Linked DNA regions of Mus musculus: regions 1 and 2 are each linked to region 3. Evidence: chromatin loops called from intact Hi-C (ENCODE). Cell type or tissue: heart. All regions are shown on one strand.

The links. A loop is a pair of places that touch in the nucleus more often than their neighbours do. Peaks named below come from ENCODE experiments on the same cell type or tissue, not always from the same donor. Only the 100,000 strongest peaks of a DNase experiment are listed, where the experiment ranks them.
Region 1: it touches region 3 in a loop (6-fold over the local background); 21 of 42 quality-filtered maps call a loop at or near these places.
Region 2: a loop joins it to region 3, with 2.8 times the contacts of the local background. A loop is called at or near these places in 13 of 42 quality-filtered maps.

The regions. Positions count from the first base shown.
Region 1 is chr2:92,902,933-92,907,932 of GRCm38, reverse strand. The region is part of intron 2 of Gm13791 (a long non-coding RNA gene); the gene reads left to right. Among named protein-coding and RNA genes, the nearest start is that of Syt13, 9.7 kb to the left of the region's middle. In heart, no CTCF peak of the experiment used is centred here; no DNase peak of the experiment used is centred here; H3K27me3 peaks cover 2,173 bases.
Region 2 is chr2:93,133,280-93,138,279 of GRCm38, reverse strand. No RefSeq gene overlaps it. Among named protein-coding and RNA genes, the nearest start is that of Gm32627, 8.4 kb to the left of the region's middle. In heart, no CTCF peak of the experiment used is centred here; a DNase peak (open chromatin) is centred at 2,759.
Region 3 is chr2:93,184,549-93,189,548 of GRCm38, reverse strand. Trp53i11 (transformation related protein 53 inducible protein 11) reads right to left here and starts at 2,001. Exons shown (of 8, transcript NM_001025246.2): 1 at 1,802-2,001. Gm32683 (a long non-coding RNA gene) reads right to left here. Exons shown (of 3, transcript XR_374797.3): 2 at 4,830-4,935; 3 at 4,635-4,738. In heart, CTCF peaks have their summits at 318, 518 and 2,109 (motif pointing right); DNase peaks (open chromatin) are centred at 588, 1,308 and 2,018; H3K4me3 peaks cover 2,399 bases; H3K27ac peaks cover 1,631 bases; H3K27me3 peaks cover 1,349 bases.

The sequences.
Region 1 (5,000 bases), 280 kb after region 3:
AGGTATGGTCAGGGAAGGCAAAGTGAGAGGAAGGAATTGAAAATTACATTTCTCAGGATTTAGCTCTGGCACAGCCTCTAGAAATTTCAAATTAATTTCCTTTTCATCTTTAACATCTCTTATTAACTTAAATGTAGTTCCCAAGGCACCCTGGGAGCTTCCACAGTCCATCACTGAATCCTACCCCAGTGAAGAAGCCCAGTAGATCTCAAAGGACAATGACAGTTCAAGCGAGCTGCTTATTCCTATGACCCCAACTGCAGCAGGCCCACCCCTGAAGCAAAGCTGCCTGGGTGGGTGACTGGTCACACACATCAACACATGACTGAGCCAAGCAGAGGCTAGAGGAACCTCCCCACTGAGCCCAGCCAAGTGCCACCCGCAGAACTCAGAGTTCCATTAAGTAATAAGCTGTTCAGTTTGGGAGTATATGTTACATACCAAGAGCTAACTGACATAAACAAAGAGATGATTGATATCCTATCATTCTTGGGTTCATGTTAAGACAGGCAACACACCCCCTCCCTTTTTAAAAATTGTGTATCTTTTATTTTACTTTCTGTATGTCTGTTTGCCACTTGTGTGCCTGGTCCCTGTAGAGGTCAGAAGAGGGCATCAGAACCCCTGGAATAAGGCAGCTGTGAGAAACTATGGGGATGCAGGACACCAAACCTGGGTCCTCTGCAAGAGTAGCCGGTGCTATAACCACTGAGCCATCTCTCCAGCTCCGAATACTCTGTATTGTTAAGTAACCCAGAGCAGAGTCTTTAAGTTGCATGATTAATGCCTTTGATTATTTTTCTTACTGACCAGGGGAAGCCTTACAAACAAATGCACAAGATCTTTTGGATCCCAGCATTGTGGAAGTGAACAGCATCGCTTCCCAGAACTGGCCTCCACTGGTCCGGCTTTCTAGCTTAGTCCTAGCTCCACATGGCTATGGCCCCACCCGATGCCTCAGTCTGTTCGATGATGCTCATAGCCCACAGCCCACACTCTAATTGACATCACCTTTCTCCCCTTACCCCTGTCTCTCACCTACCTAGGGATAGCTGATTTCATATCCAGACCTTTTAATATCTGTTGATATCATTATCAAAACACATGTTTTACTTGTACAACCCCTATGGAAGTCAATCTGGCAGTTTCTCAGAAAATTGGAAATATTTCTACCTGAATACCTAGGTATACCACTCATGGGCATATACCCAAAAGATGCCCCACCATACCACAGGGATACATGCTCCACTATGTTCATAGCGGCTTCCTTTGTAATAGCCAAAAACTGTTAACAACCCAGATGTCCTTTAACTGAAGAACAGATACAGACAATGTGGTACATTTACACAATGAAATACTCAGCTATTAAAAAACTAGGACAGCATGAAATTTTCAGACAAATAGATGTAACTAGCAAATATCATCCAAGGACATGCATGGTTTGCACTCACTGATAAGTGGATACTAGCTTTTAAGTACAGGATACTGAAATAACAAGGCAGGCCAAAGCAAGGATGCCTGGATTTCACCCAGAAGGGAAATGAAACAGTCATTGGAGGCAGATGGAGGTGGGAACTGAGCAGGGAGGAGATTATCTCTAGGACCCAGAGACCTGGGATGGGGGAGACTGCCGGGAGTCTGTGGGGGTGACTCTAGCTGAGACTCCTAGCAGTGGTGGATATGGAACCTGAAGTAGCCACCTCCTGTAGTCAGGCAGGACCCCAAAGGATGAGGACACCAAACTACCCACAAAACCTTGGACCCAAAATCCTGCTTACAAGACATGCAGGGACAAAGATGGAGCAGAGACTGAGGGACTGGCCAGCTGATGACTGGCCTAACTTGAGACCCATCCTATGGGCAAGAAGCAACCCCTGACACTCACTGTTAATGATACTCTGTAATGCTTGCAGACAGGAGTCTAGAATAACTGTCCTCAGAGAGGTTCCACCCAGCAGCCGACTGAAACAAATGCAAAGACCTACAGCCAAACATCAGAAGGAGCTCTGGGAGTCTCGTGGAAGAGTTGGGGAAAGGATGGAGGGACCCAGAGGGGACAGGAACTCCATGGAAAGATCAACAGAGTCAATTAACCTGGACATTTGGGGGCTCCCAGAGACTGAACTATCAACCAAAAAGCATACCTGAGCTGGACCTAGCCCTCCCCTCCATATATAGCAGATATACAACTTGGTCTTCTAGAGCAGGGACTGTCCCTAAATCTGTTAGACAACAGGGTCTGTGGATCGGGTTCCCATAACTGGCTGCCTTGTCTGGCCTCAGTGAGAGGATGAGCCTAGTCCTGCAGTGACTTGATGTGCCAGGGTGGGGTGATACCCAAGGGGTCCTCCCCTTCTCAGAGGAGAAGGGGAAGGGGGACTGAGTGAGGAGGGACTGGGAGGAGGGGGACCGTGATTAGGATGTAAAGAGAATCAATAAAATAGTTAATGAAAAAAAAAAAACCCAACACAACATAACCCCACATGTTTTAATTAATTGAGAAGTCAACCAACAAACGAGAAGTCTGGAGCATTTGTTTGATGGAACCCAAGATGGGTGCTTTGCCCAGATCCACTGGGTCATTGGTGCCTTTAGAGTTGCTAATGAATTAGGGTGAGTTATTCATAAAAGTCGGAGAGATACTCCAACAGGTAAGAGCCCTTACTGCTCTTCCGGAGGATCTGAGTTCTGTTTCCCAGTACCCATATCAAGTAGTTTACAATTGCCTGTAACTCCAGATCTGAGAAGATCCAATACCTGAGCTGGACCTAGGCTCCCCCACCACAGATAGCTGTATATCTGCTATATATGTGGGAGGGGAGCATAGACCCAGCTCAGGTATACCTCTTTGGGCAACTGTACTCGTGTGCACAAATAATAGTAACAAAAACAACAGGCTGGTGAAAATTCCAGCATTCTAGGACTCTGCCCTCAGACTCCAGGCAAATCTGCTTGTTCTCCCTTTACTGTAGAACAGGGGACAGACCAGGAACCACAAAGGAGGCTCCGTGGGTGTGCTCCGGAGGTGAGGCTGACAGTCATTAAGTGCTTCTTCCTACCTGTCGGAGCTTTCTGTCGGTACTAATCCCATTACGTAAAATCTGAGAAATCTGAGGAGAATGGCAGCTCTTGCTAGAGGGGGTGGGGGCAAAACAATGCAACGGTGATTCAGATTAAAATAAAAGCTTAGGGCGTGGGTGTCATTGTGACTGATTTTTGAAGTGCGATGCACACAGTGCATAGGTCCTAAGCATGTCACAGCTGGATCCTATAGTGTGGGAACCCATGTTTGCCAGATCAGAGATCAGTATTCTCTCCCCAGGGGTTCTTCAGGTTCTGTGTCAAAGACGCCCCTATTTTAGAAATAGTTTTAGACAGAAGTTGTTTCTTGAATGAGGAAATGCTTCCCCCTAGAGGCCATCATAGGAATTGTTCCCTCTCTGCATCTGCTGCAAGCCTAGTGTCCTCTAAGCAGTCTTCAAGGACCTGATACATCTGAAATCACCATCTCTCTGCTTCATCCTCCCCATCTCTTGCCCCATCACCTCCTGGTCCTCTTTCCTGTATTTTTTTTCAAGCGTTTGAGCTTACACTATTTAATCTTCCACAGCGCACTGCTTATCTGTCTTGTTTATCTTGCTGAGTATTCTCTGGAAATAAGGCCTTAGGAAGACAGGGAAAAACGGGTCTGTGCTGTTCATTGGTGTGTTCTCAGCCCCGAACAGAGCCAGGCATACTACATCCTTCTAAAATGACACCAACTGTCACTGACAGCCCCTGTGCCATCCCTGTCCAGGATAACTGATTCCCTGACGGACTCTGAACAGACTTTTGTAGGTTTCCCTACTGCTTCCCACTTGTGGAGGGGGCCACGGATCTCCCTGGTTTGTGTCTGTTCAGCGGTCAGGCAGGCTGAGATCAGCGTCGTGCTTTTGTCTAGAAGGAAGTGGCCCCAGTGAACCTGAGTCCCACAGGGAAAGCAGCTGGGAAGCCTTAACCGTCCTAAAGGCTAAGCTCAGTGTCTGAAAATGGTGAGGCGGCTATGCAGTGGACACGGAGGTTCAGCCTAATGCGCGTCACGTGATGCGCACTGGCCTTGGAATGATTTCTGTCCTTTAAAACAGCATTGTAGAATGTGAATCAGGTGCTTTCTGGGTGCAGGAGGGAGTCTAGTCACAGTGATGGGTGGAGTAGAAAACAAAGGACAGGCTGCTTTGGTGGAGGAGAGTGAGGGCAGAGTCGCTTGGGCTAGCCTCGTCACCTCCCACCCACCTCTCCGAAGCACCAATGGCTCGGTTCTCTGAAGTATGTATGAGGCTCCTGATGGTAGTTTGTGCCCTCATTTTACAGGGGCGGGGGTAGGGAGGCATTTTACAGATGGGGACATGGGGTATACGGGGTTGGGGGAGGGTTTACTGCAGCAACCAGCTAGCCTCTCCCAGGGGGAATGCTCTCAGAGCTTTGCCAGCGTTCCTTGTCTCTGGACTCCACGTTATGCTGATAAAATGTCCTCCTGAGAGGTTCCAATTATGTAGAATCCAATGGCCTCCTGGGAATCTTGCTTCAGCAGCTGGGGGAGGGGCGGAGGGGGGAGCGCAGGTGTGTGTGTGTGGGTTCTCCACGCTGGCAGCTGCTGTCCGAGTGCTTTCTGATGGCTTCCTCGGAATCATGTGACTGCCACCAACCATGTGAATCAGCCTATGATCCAGCCCTGAGGACCCTGTGCCACTCTGGCTTGGGACCCCTCCTCTAAGATGTGGTGACAGGAATCAGATTTGTGTACAGGCACAATTCATACTGACCCATCTCAGACATTTATCCCCTTGCCAATCTACACAGTCATGTTCGATACACACTCATTTAGCAGGGACTTATGACAGTTTGGGGATGTGTCAGTCAACAAACCAGACAGTGGAGACGGCTTAGGGAGTAAAGGATTTGCTTCACAAACGTGAGGACCGGAGTTCAAATCCCTAGGACTTATGTAAAAATCGGGCACA
Region 2 (5,000 bases), 51 kb after region 3:
GAGACAGTCTTTCCCATCGTTCACAGATGGCTTTGGTGTTCTTCATTTCTCCCTGTAGACCACCAGCATCTTTTCTCCTTCACCCTGACATCCTCATTCTGCAGTCCTGCTGCTGTGGAGTCCTCTCCAACTGGGATCATTTTAAAGTGTCTTTATTTTGGATTGCTTAATCATTGTGTGGAGTGTGTATGTGCATGTGTGCACACGTAGGTCAAATGTGGAGGTAAAAGCTCTGTGTGTTTGAATGGGAATGGCCCCATAGGCTCATATATTTGACTTCTCGGTCATTAGGGAGTAGAAGTTTTGTTTGACAGGGGTTATTAGGTGGAGTATCTTTTTTTTTCCCATTCTCTCTTTTTTTTTAATTAGGTATTTTCCTCGTTTACATTTTCAATGCTATCACAAAGGTTAGGTGGAGTATCTTTGTTGGAGTAGGTATGGCCTTGTTGGAGGAAGTGTGTCACTGGGGTGGGCTTTAGGGTTTCAAATTCTTAAGCCAAGCCAAGTGTCTTTCTCTTCTTGCTGCCTGTCCATTCACATGTAGAATTCTTGCTCCTTCTCCAACATCATGTCTGCCTATGTGCTGCCATGCTTCCTACCATGATGATAATGGACTAAACTTCTGAACCTGTAAGACAGCCCTAAATAAGTGTTTTTCCTTTAGAAGAGTTGCTGTAGTCATGATGTCTCTTCACAGCAATAGAAACCCTAAGACAGTGGAGTCAGGTGTGGTAGCTATTCTTGGTTGTCACTTTGACTATATCTGGAATTAACTAAAGGTCAAACAGTTGGGCCTATGAGAGTTTTTTTTTCCCTTGACTGGATCATTCAAGGCCACAAGATCACCCTAAACCTGGGATACACCTTCTGGTGGTAACCTATATAGAACACGGAAAAAAAGAAGAATTTGCCTTTTGCCTGCTTGTCTTCACTCTTGCTGGCAAGTTCATTCCTTCATTGGGACTAGATCCTACTTCTTTAGGATTCTAATGTATACTGAAGACCATCTGAGACATCCAATCTTGTGACTGAAACAATTACAGGACTTTCTGTTTGGAGACATCCATTGTTATTCTAATCAGACTGGCGATGGAGGATATATATACATGTGTGTGTGTGTGTGTGTGTGTATTCATATCTCAGTTATATTTCTCTAAAGAATCCTGACTAGTGTATCAGGTGGCTTTGTCAATCATTTTCCACATTTTTGTGACAGGGTCTCTCACTGAATTTGGAGCATGTCAAATCAGTCAGACTGACTGTCCAGGTGGCTCCAGGACACTGCCTATCTCTGTCCCTCTAGCACAGTAGCTATAGGTACACCAAAAAACCACCCATCTTTAACATGGCTGCTGCAGCTCTGAAATCAGGTCCTCATGCTGTGTGGCAACCATTCTACCTACTGAGCCATCTCACTGGTCCCCACTTTCATTTTAAAACATAATTTCGCTGAATCTAAAATCCTAGGTGAGTAAGTTTGGTTTCTATCAGCATCTAAAAGCTACTTTCCAGCTGGGCCTGATGGCACACACCTGTAATTCCAGCACTCTGGATGCCAAGGATTGCATGTTCCAGGCCAGACTATACTACATGAAGATCTTATCTCAAAACATAAAAGCAAACACTTGGGTAAGCTCCGTGAAAAAGTGCTTGCCTGGCAAGCTCAAGCCTGGGTCAGCGCTCCGTCTCTGGCCTCCCCTCAAAGCTACTTTCAATTGCTTATTGATTTTTATAGTTTCCAACTATCAATCAGCAGTCATTCCTGTATGGCTTTTTAAAGAAGATATTAAAGATGGAGCTATTTATCATTGCTTTAAAAGAAAGCCAATTCTAGTGTCATGAGCCTTACTATGGGTTACACTGTGCCTATAGGGTGTTCTTGCAGGGATTCCAACTGGATGCTTGAAAACCAGCTAATGTCAAAACCTGGTGGCTAATGCTTGTTCTGTTCCCCCCCCCCCCCAGGCTCTGCCCCTGTTCTGGGCTGATTTCCTTCCATCCATCTTCTGCCCTACCCATCCCCTTTATCCCAAGTTGAATTTGCTGCTCACCTGCCATGTTTTCAGTTCCGAGATTTTAATTTTTATTTCTAGAACTGTCATTTTGTTACTTTTCAAGGTTTCCCTTGATAACCCTGAAACACCACTTCTGCACACACACCATCTATTTTTGTCCTCTAAGTTCTCCTCGTAAATATTCATACACAGAGAAGGCTTCATGTCTGCTCCCATTATCTGCATTAGCTCTTAGTCATGAGTCACATTTTCTCAGTTGGCTTCTGGGGTCTTCTACTGTCTCCTTCCATTATATTTTTGAGTGTGTGTATGGAAAAAATGCGGTGGAAATACTACAGCTTCCCCTTTATTTTGTGCTTTGTTTGCTATAGACTCTGACCCTCCCGCTGCCTGGTAGGCAGATAGAGAAGCTGGGTGCTGTGTTTCTCTTCACGTGCAGTACAGCTGGAATTGAGAGCTGAAATGACCTGTAATCAGCTTCCCTTGGCAGCCTCTGTCTTCTCTTGTCAGTCTTGAGCTCCAGTTTCAGATCGGTTTTATTATTATCTAAGGTCAGCCGCTTCAGCAAGACAGTCAGTATGAGAATGTGTGAGACCATCATGGCCTTCTTCATTTCCATCTGTTTCTAACATCTCTGCCTTCTAGGAGACCTTAGGTGGGGCCGGTGGGAAGTTGAACGACAACACTACCTCCTCCTGCGTCAGAGCATCTCCACACTGCTGGCTTCCCTGACTTCCTGTCTTCCAAACTCTAGTTTGCCCTGCCTATCGCACTCCACTCAAGGCTAAAGTGATTTCCCGTTGACCTTGCAAGGCAGCCCCTCCCTAGACCAGAGACCTTTCCAGCTCTGGCTTCCTTTCAGAGCTCTGAGGCCTTTTGATCCTACTGTTTTTGATTAGCACATTGAAAGTGTGGTTTGGGGCAGACAGGATGAGTCGGTGTGTGAAGGGGCCTGCCATCAAGCCTGACAGTTTGGGCTCTACCCCTGGGACCCACAGCTTAGAAGGAGAGAACCAACCCTTGCAGGTTGCCTTCTGACCTCATGTATGCATCCAGCATAAAACTGAAGGCTGCTTTTTAAATTATTTCAGTTTTTCTGTGGCTGTATCTTGTACCTCTCTGTACATCATCTCCAGAAATACAAGACTCGGCAGCACTATCAGTAGACAGTTATTAGTAAGATAAGTGTAGAAGAATATAATTACAATACAGATTAGTGCTCTGACACTGCAGAGTCTTTTCTGGCAGGCGACTATATTAACCACTTTCCTTATTGCAGTGGCAAATGCCCGAGGAAGGCAACCTCGAGAAGGAAGGGGCGATTTTGGCTCACAGTTCAAAGGAACAGTCCGACCTTGTTGGGGAAGTCACTGTAGCTGGACATGGGGTGGTTAGTCACCCCATGTAGCCTAGAAGCAGAGAAAGATGCATGTTCTTAGCCCTCTTCCTCCTTTTTATTCAGTATGAAACCCAGCCCATGAGATGCAGCCCACTCCCAATTCTAAGTTAACCTCTGGTGTAACCTTAAAGGTCTCCAGGCATAAGGAGAGATGGAGGGAGGCAGAGTGAACCTGTGGTCTAGCATAGGAGGCTGGCATCAGCTGCCTTCCCTCCAGGGCAAGTATGCATCCTTTCAGGAACAATTATCAAGAAGACAGAGCTAAGGACACCACACTGCTACCACGCTTGGCTCTGGCTTTACCACCCTTTGGGGTAGCTGCCAGGTGACCAGAGGATGGTGAAGGGCCCTGGGTGACACAAATATGAAGTCCTAGAGGTGGACAGAACCAGGAAGGTAGACAGGGCACACTTGAGATCACCATATGATCATCGATAGGTCATAATTCCCCAAACCCTACAAAGAAAGCTCATAGTAGACAAGGATGCTATGAAAAATGATGGGGGATGTGGGGAAGAAATGTCAGTAAAATAGTCAAGGAGAACTTCTCAAGGGAAAGATGTGGCTCTTATGGCTGAAAGGACCCTAGAAAGGTTCGGCAAGGGCAGTGAAGGCAGGTTCCCACCACAGAGCAGCAGCAGAGAGGCTTGGGGCACATGGAATGCATGGTAGTGCTTGTGATGCATGGAGGATGTTGTCATCCAAAGAGTTAAAGAGAGCCTCAGGGCAGCTTCGAGCTTCTCAGCAGCAGGCTTATGAATGACAACACGACTGAAAACTGTCCTTAAGGTCCCAGAGGAACCAACAGCACAGAGAGAGAGAGAGAGAGAGAGAGAGAGAGAGAGAGAGAGAGAGAGAGAGAGAGAATATACCTCTAGACATTCAAAATATCAAGAAATTTGCCTCCAGCTGCCTTTAAAAAAAAAAAAAAGAAAAAAACAACTACTGGAGGATGCCCTCCACTCGAATGAGAGAGTGAACCATAAATATATCTATGGATCAGGGAAACAGGACATGCAGCTAGGGGCTGGCAGAAGGTTCCTCACACAATGAGGTCATCTGCCTACAAGTTCAGGCAGGTCTCAAGAGGATGTCTCTTATGATGGTGAACTGGAGAAAGGCTGGTATGAATTAAAATACCAAGACCAGTTTGAGCCAACTGGGGAAGTTTGAGGTTAGAAAATGAACGGTCCGAGAGCAGAGAAGTACCGCAAACAAAAATAAAATAAACAGTGGTCACCACAGCAAAGGCTAATCATCTCACCCAAATCTCAAAAGAGAGGACAGAGGAAGGGAGGTCAGAGGGAAGAAAAGGAGAGGTCCCCTACTGAGAACTGCAACTCAGGCAGGCGCAGTCTGAAATGGAAATGTGTCATACGTGACAGCGAACACGGGGTAAGAGTAGACACTGAGAAGGTAAAGACAGAAGGAAGAGCCAGGCGCGGGTTGGAGACTGGAGTGCCTTGAGTCAGCACTGGGGGACATGGTAAAAACTGAAAATGAAAAATGGGATTGCAGGAGCTGGAGAAAACCAGAATAAAGCTTGAATCTCAATTTTTCCTAGGGCAGATCTGATTCCAACAAGG
Region 3 (5,000 bases):
GTATTATTTATTTATCTGATCTTGCTTAAGACACAGCACTATCTAGAGTCTTGACAGCTTCCACAGGTGTGCAGGGACCTGTGGGACCCGTGCTGGCCACTGCGACATCACTCTTCTGTGGCTCACTCACTGATACTTGGAGCAGTAAGTGAACACACAGAAAAGCCAAGAATAATTCGTGAAGACCCTGCCCCTAGCCGGCAGCCTCTGTCTCCAGCAGAGGGGGCTGTCACAAGTCCAGGCTGTGAGTTGAGGTGATAGGAGCGGCAGAGGTCCTGGACCCAGAAAAATCAAAGCCAGGAACAGCAAGTGAAGGCAGACATACCTGAGAGTCCAGAAGAAGAGAAGCTAAGGCAGAGGGCACCTAAGACACGAAGGCCAGAGGGGACTCTAGGAGAGCGCTCTGTCTGTACGAAGGTGACAACAGAAACCCGAAGTATATTCTGACTTTCCAAAGATCCTACAGGAAAATAGTATTTTTTTTAGCCTCGGACTGAGCCAGAGGCTGCCACTAAGGGGCGGGTGGTGTTCTTCCGGATTCTTCCAGGAGCCCACCAATCCCGCCGGCGGCAGGTGGCGGCCTTTCTCCAGGAGCCTCCAGACGGGAGACACAGCTGGGTGGGTGTCCCTGCAACCCAGGGACTTCTACACTCTCTCCAGGCCCCATCCAGAAAGTTTTTCTAAAAGAAACGAAACAGGAAGTCCGTGCTGGGGGACTTTGAGGAGGCCTTGGCCGTGTGCTTGTAAAGCTTTGGGTCAAAGTGGGAGTGGGTCCTGGGCCTATCCCTGCTCCTCCACCTCACAGGCAGGAGGAGAAGCCCGCTCCATCCAGGATGCAAGAAGGCGACGAAAGGGGAGCCGAAGCGAGCGGCTGGCCTCGCTGTGCCCCGAGGATGGTGCGCGTAATATTTTCTGCGCACTACACGGGACCCCAATCCATCCTGCGCCAGGCAATGGCGCTACACTTTACAGCTGTCTGCGCGGTTTGGGAGAGAGAGTCGCCCGGGTCCACCTGCAATACCCTCCTGACACCACCACCCCCGACTGGGGTCAGGCCCAAACACTTTTCTGCCCGCTCCTCTCCAGCAGGGACTCAGGAGTGTCGCCGGCTTTGCCCCTTCCCCCTCTGATCTATCTTCATCTCCGCGCCGAGGACACTCCCCCACTTTGTGAAGCGAGAGTCCGCGACTCCTCCAGTCCCCGGCACCCACACAAAAGGTCCGGCCAGACCACTGGACAGCGGGAACCCCTCCACCTTCTCCGCCCGCGTACCCGTGGGGGCGAGGACCCGGAAACTCGCAAGTTTACACCGCGCAATCCTCCCGCCGGGAAACAAAGGCGGGAGGAGGGGGGGCGGTGGCGAGAAAGGGGGAGGGGACCGAGAACCAAGCGCTGAAGACAGAGACCCCGGGATAAAAGAAACTGCTTTACTCTCCGCTCTCACTAGCTCCGAATCAAAGAGATAAAGCCCTGGAGGAGGCCGAGAGCGAAATAAACAGCCCCTGGGGAAGGAGGTGGCGGAGAAGAGAGCTGGGGGAGAAAGGGAAACCGAGTCAGTGCAAGGGGACAAACGAAAAGGACAGAGGACAGTGCCAGTAGGAGCTCAGCGGGGGTCTCGGGCGCCCGCCGCCCCGCAAGTGCCAAGCTGTCCTGGCGCCCGGCTGTCGTTCGCAGGGTGCTCGATGCCCCCAGCGGTCCCTAAGGCCCCCCGGCGTCCCCGGGCTGCGCTGCGCAGGCAGCGGCCAGCGCGGTGGCAACGGCGGTGAAGTGTGAGGCTAGCGGCTGCCGGCAGCAGACTTACGTTCCTGGCGCGCGGGGTGCTGCGCTCGCGGAGCTGGCGTGCCCTGCGGACGCTCCGGCCCGGGGAGTCTCACATCGCGGCGCCGCGCTAGGCAGGCAGGGCAGGGCAGGGCAGGGCAAGCTGGACTCCTGGCGCTGCTGGGCTCGCCCGAGTCTGGCGGCCCGCACTGGTCCCTCCTCTAGTGCCGCGCACAAGCCAATGGCGCGCCGTCCCCTCCCACGCGCTGGGCTGCCTCGCCCCCGAGGTGGCCGGGGCGGGCACAGAGGGGTTGGGGGGGAGACCCAGAGCTGAAACGGAGGGCCTACCGGGAGCCGCCTGCGGAGGGCGCACCCTCGCTTGGCTAGGGGGATCCCCGGACGGGGACAACCTGCCGCTGTGCCACCCAGGACTTTCTCGGAAGTTCTGAAGACAGCGCCCCTTTCTCCCGGACTGCAAACATACCCCTACGGGTTTATGAAACATCCATTCTCAGGCCTAGGCCGGTGTCTAGGGTGGAAGGAAGGCACCTGCTATGACTGTTAGGGTCCCCCACGGGTGAAACAACACGGTTAAAAGCAATTTACAATTCATCGTTTGCTAAACCACTTTCAAAAATAAAACCTTAGCGTTCCCAGCAGTCCAATAGGACTAGTCCCAGTTCACAAAACTTCGAGTCATTAATACATAGCCAAGGCCTTAAGATAATTGGTGAATGAGTGTTCTGTCACCCAGGTCACCCATCTCCCCAGTTTGGTGTGAATCCCAAATGACAAGAACTCTTACCCGCTGAGACTTCTACTGCAGTTGCTGTGCTATGTGCTGCGTGTGGCAAGGTTGGATCTTATCTGTGGCTTCAGAGTATTTGTTGGTGGAAGCAAACAGCTCATGCCAAGAGAGAGTCCCAGGTGAGTCTTGAGAAGTCTCTCAAACTAAAAAGACCAGCACCTACAACCTGTCCCATGCCTGGCTCTGGACTCCCTGAGAAACCCTTTATAGCAGTTGATTTTTGCCCAGGGCCCTGCTTCCTGCTGAAAGAAACCTCTGGATCTTGTCTTCTGGACTGATATAGTAAAGGCTTGAGGGAGGGTGGGGACTGAGAGAAGCAAGGTTGAAGGTAAAGAACTGGGGCAGAGATGGAGAGTAGCTGCCCCTCACTATAACTCAACTAGGTGTGCCTCTGGCTCCAGAGTTAAGTTTTGCTTTTCTGCTCCAGGCTACAGAACTAGAATACCTGGGTTCAAATCCTGGCTCTGTTGTTTAGCTTAGCCCTAGGCAAGCAAGTTTCCTAACCTCTCCAAGTCTTGCCTCCTTACCTACAAAGGGGTGTGACCTTATAGCAGGAAGTACCTTGTGGCTGTTGCTGAGATTCCAGTTACAGCTGCAGGCCATGTTAACCAAACCTGATCATGTGTGAGGTGCTAACATACCAGGTAGGCTCCATGGCCCTCCCAGTGGCTGGGGCTGGACAGGAGGGGCTGTGCCCTTTGCAAGGAAGTAAACAGAAGAGTGTCTGGTGCATAGCAAGTCAGCTCTCAGTGGCTGTTAGCCTCCTGATTACCAAGGCAACTAAACTCCCTTCCCACAGTGCCACCCGCTTTTGCTGAACACCTGGCTAGTGATGACCAGTAATGAATGAATCACTCAGCCGTCATGTCTGTAGCTCTGGATCAGGCCTGCCTGGAGGTGTGTGGAGTGAAGTGCACATCCAAGCCACCTGTCCCTGACCAGGAGCTTCATTGTGGCTTGCTTCAGAGTCTCACCTCAGGACAGTGATGGGATAATGGATTCTTTGTTGCACTATTGGCATGCAGGGCTCTGGGCTGTGTCACTGGAACAGTGTCATCCCTGAGCACCTCCCAGCTTAGAAACACCTCCCAGTGTTCTACCAGAAGCAGGACCTGAAGGCAGAATTCCAGAAGCAGTGCCTAATGGCAATGGCCCAAGGTTTCTCAAAGAAGAGGCTATGTTAGAAGTAATGATCTCACTTTCATTAGCAGCAAGCAAGTGGAACCAAACAGGGTCACCAGTGTTAGGACTTACACTTTCAGTGATGCTCGGTGTAGACAGAGCTATAAGCTCTGGGCATCTGTGTTCTGGAGATTCCATGCCTGTCTTATCAGGAAGTGAGAGCCCCATATGCTTTGCAAAGAAAGTGTCTTAGTTAGGGTTTAACTGCTGTGAACAGACACTATGATCAAGGCAACTCTTATAAGGACAACATTTAACTGGGACTGGCTTACAGGTTCAGTATCATCAAGGTGGGAAAATGGCAGCATCCAGGCAGGCATGATGCAGGAGGAGCTGAGAGTTCTACATCTTCATCTGAAGGCTGCTAGCAGAATACTGGCTTCCAGGCAGCTAGGGTGAGGGCCTTAAGCCACATCAACAGGAACACACCTATTCCAACAAGGTCACACCTCCTAATAGTGCCACTCCCTAGGCCAAGCATATACAAACCATCACAGAAGGTATAGCTATCCAGATGTGTGCTAGGTAAAGTGCTGAGTCCTGGGGCCTTGGAGTTGACAGAAAGGCATCCCTGACTCCCACCCTGTTGGGAGGACAGATATGTACCCATGATCTCTAACAGAAGGGAAACTGCTCACAATCAAGGCTGACAGGCTGGGAGACTGAAAGAACACAGAGCTCAGAGGATATCCACGACGGCAATGCCAAGTACAGAGCCCTCTGGTAAACCTCACCCCTCTCTCTGGCTTCTGCTTGCATGCTGATAGACACAGAGCGCTCACTACAGCTAATTGGAAAAAACAGTACTGAGGGACAAGAGACTATCCAACCATCTCCCCATCCACTCCCCTAGTGTGCCCACCTCTGTGCATACATTCTCCAAAACTCTGCATTTGTTTAAGATCATTCTTAAGGCCACCATTTAGTCCTTGTATTTCTTCAACCAATAAATGGAGACAGCATGGGGGCATGCATCCTTCCCAGAGGTGCCTGGCAGAGTAAGAGAAAATATGTGCTGAGTCCTTTGTTCAAACATGTTTCTAAGTTACCTCATCCTTTCATCGGCTGCAGGCGAGCTTACCTGGTCAGGCACATAGTAACATGAAGCAACACGCATAGTTAGCCGACGTGAACTGTGATGGTAAAGGCCTCTCCAAACCCCCTGTCCTAGTGACCCTCTGTTGCATCTGGGAAGGAAATGGACATGCAGTTATCACTGCTCCTTGGAGCTTTCGAGAAGCCAGTAAGGCGA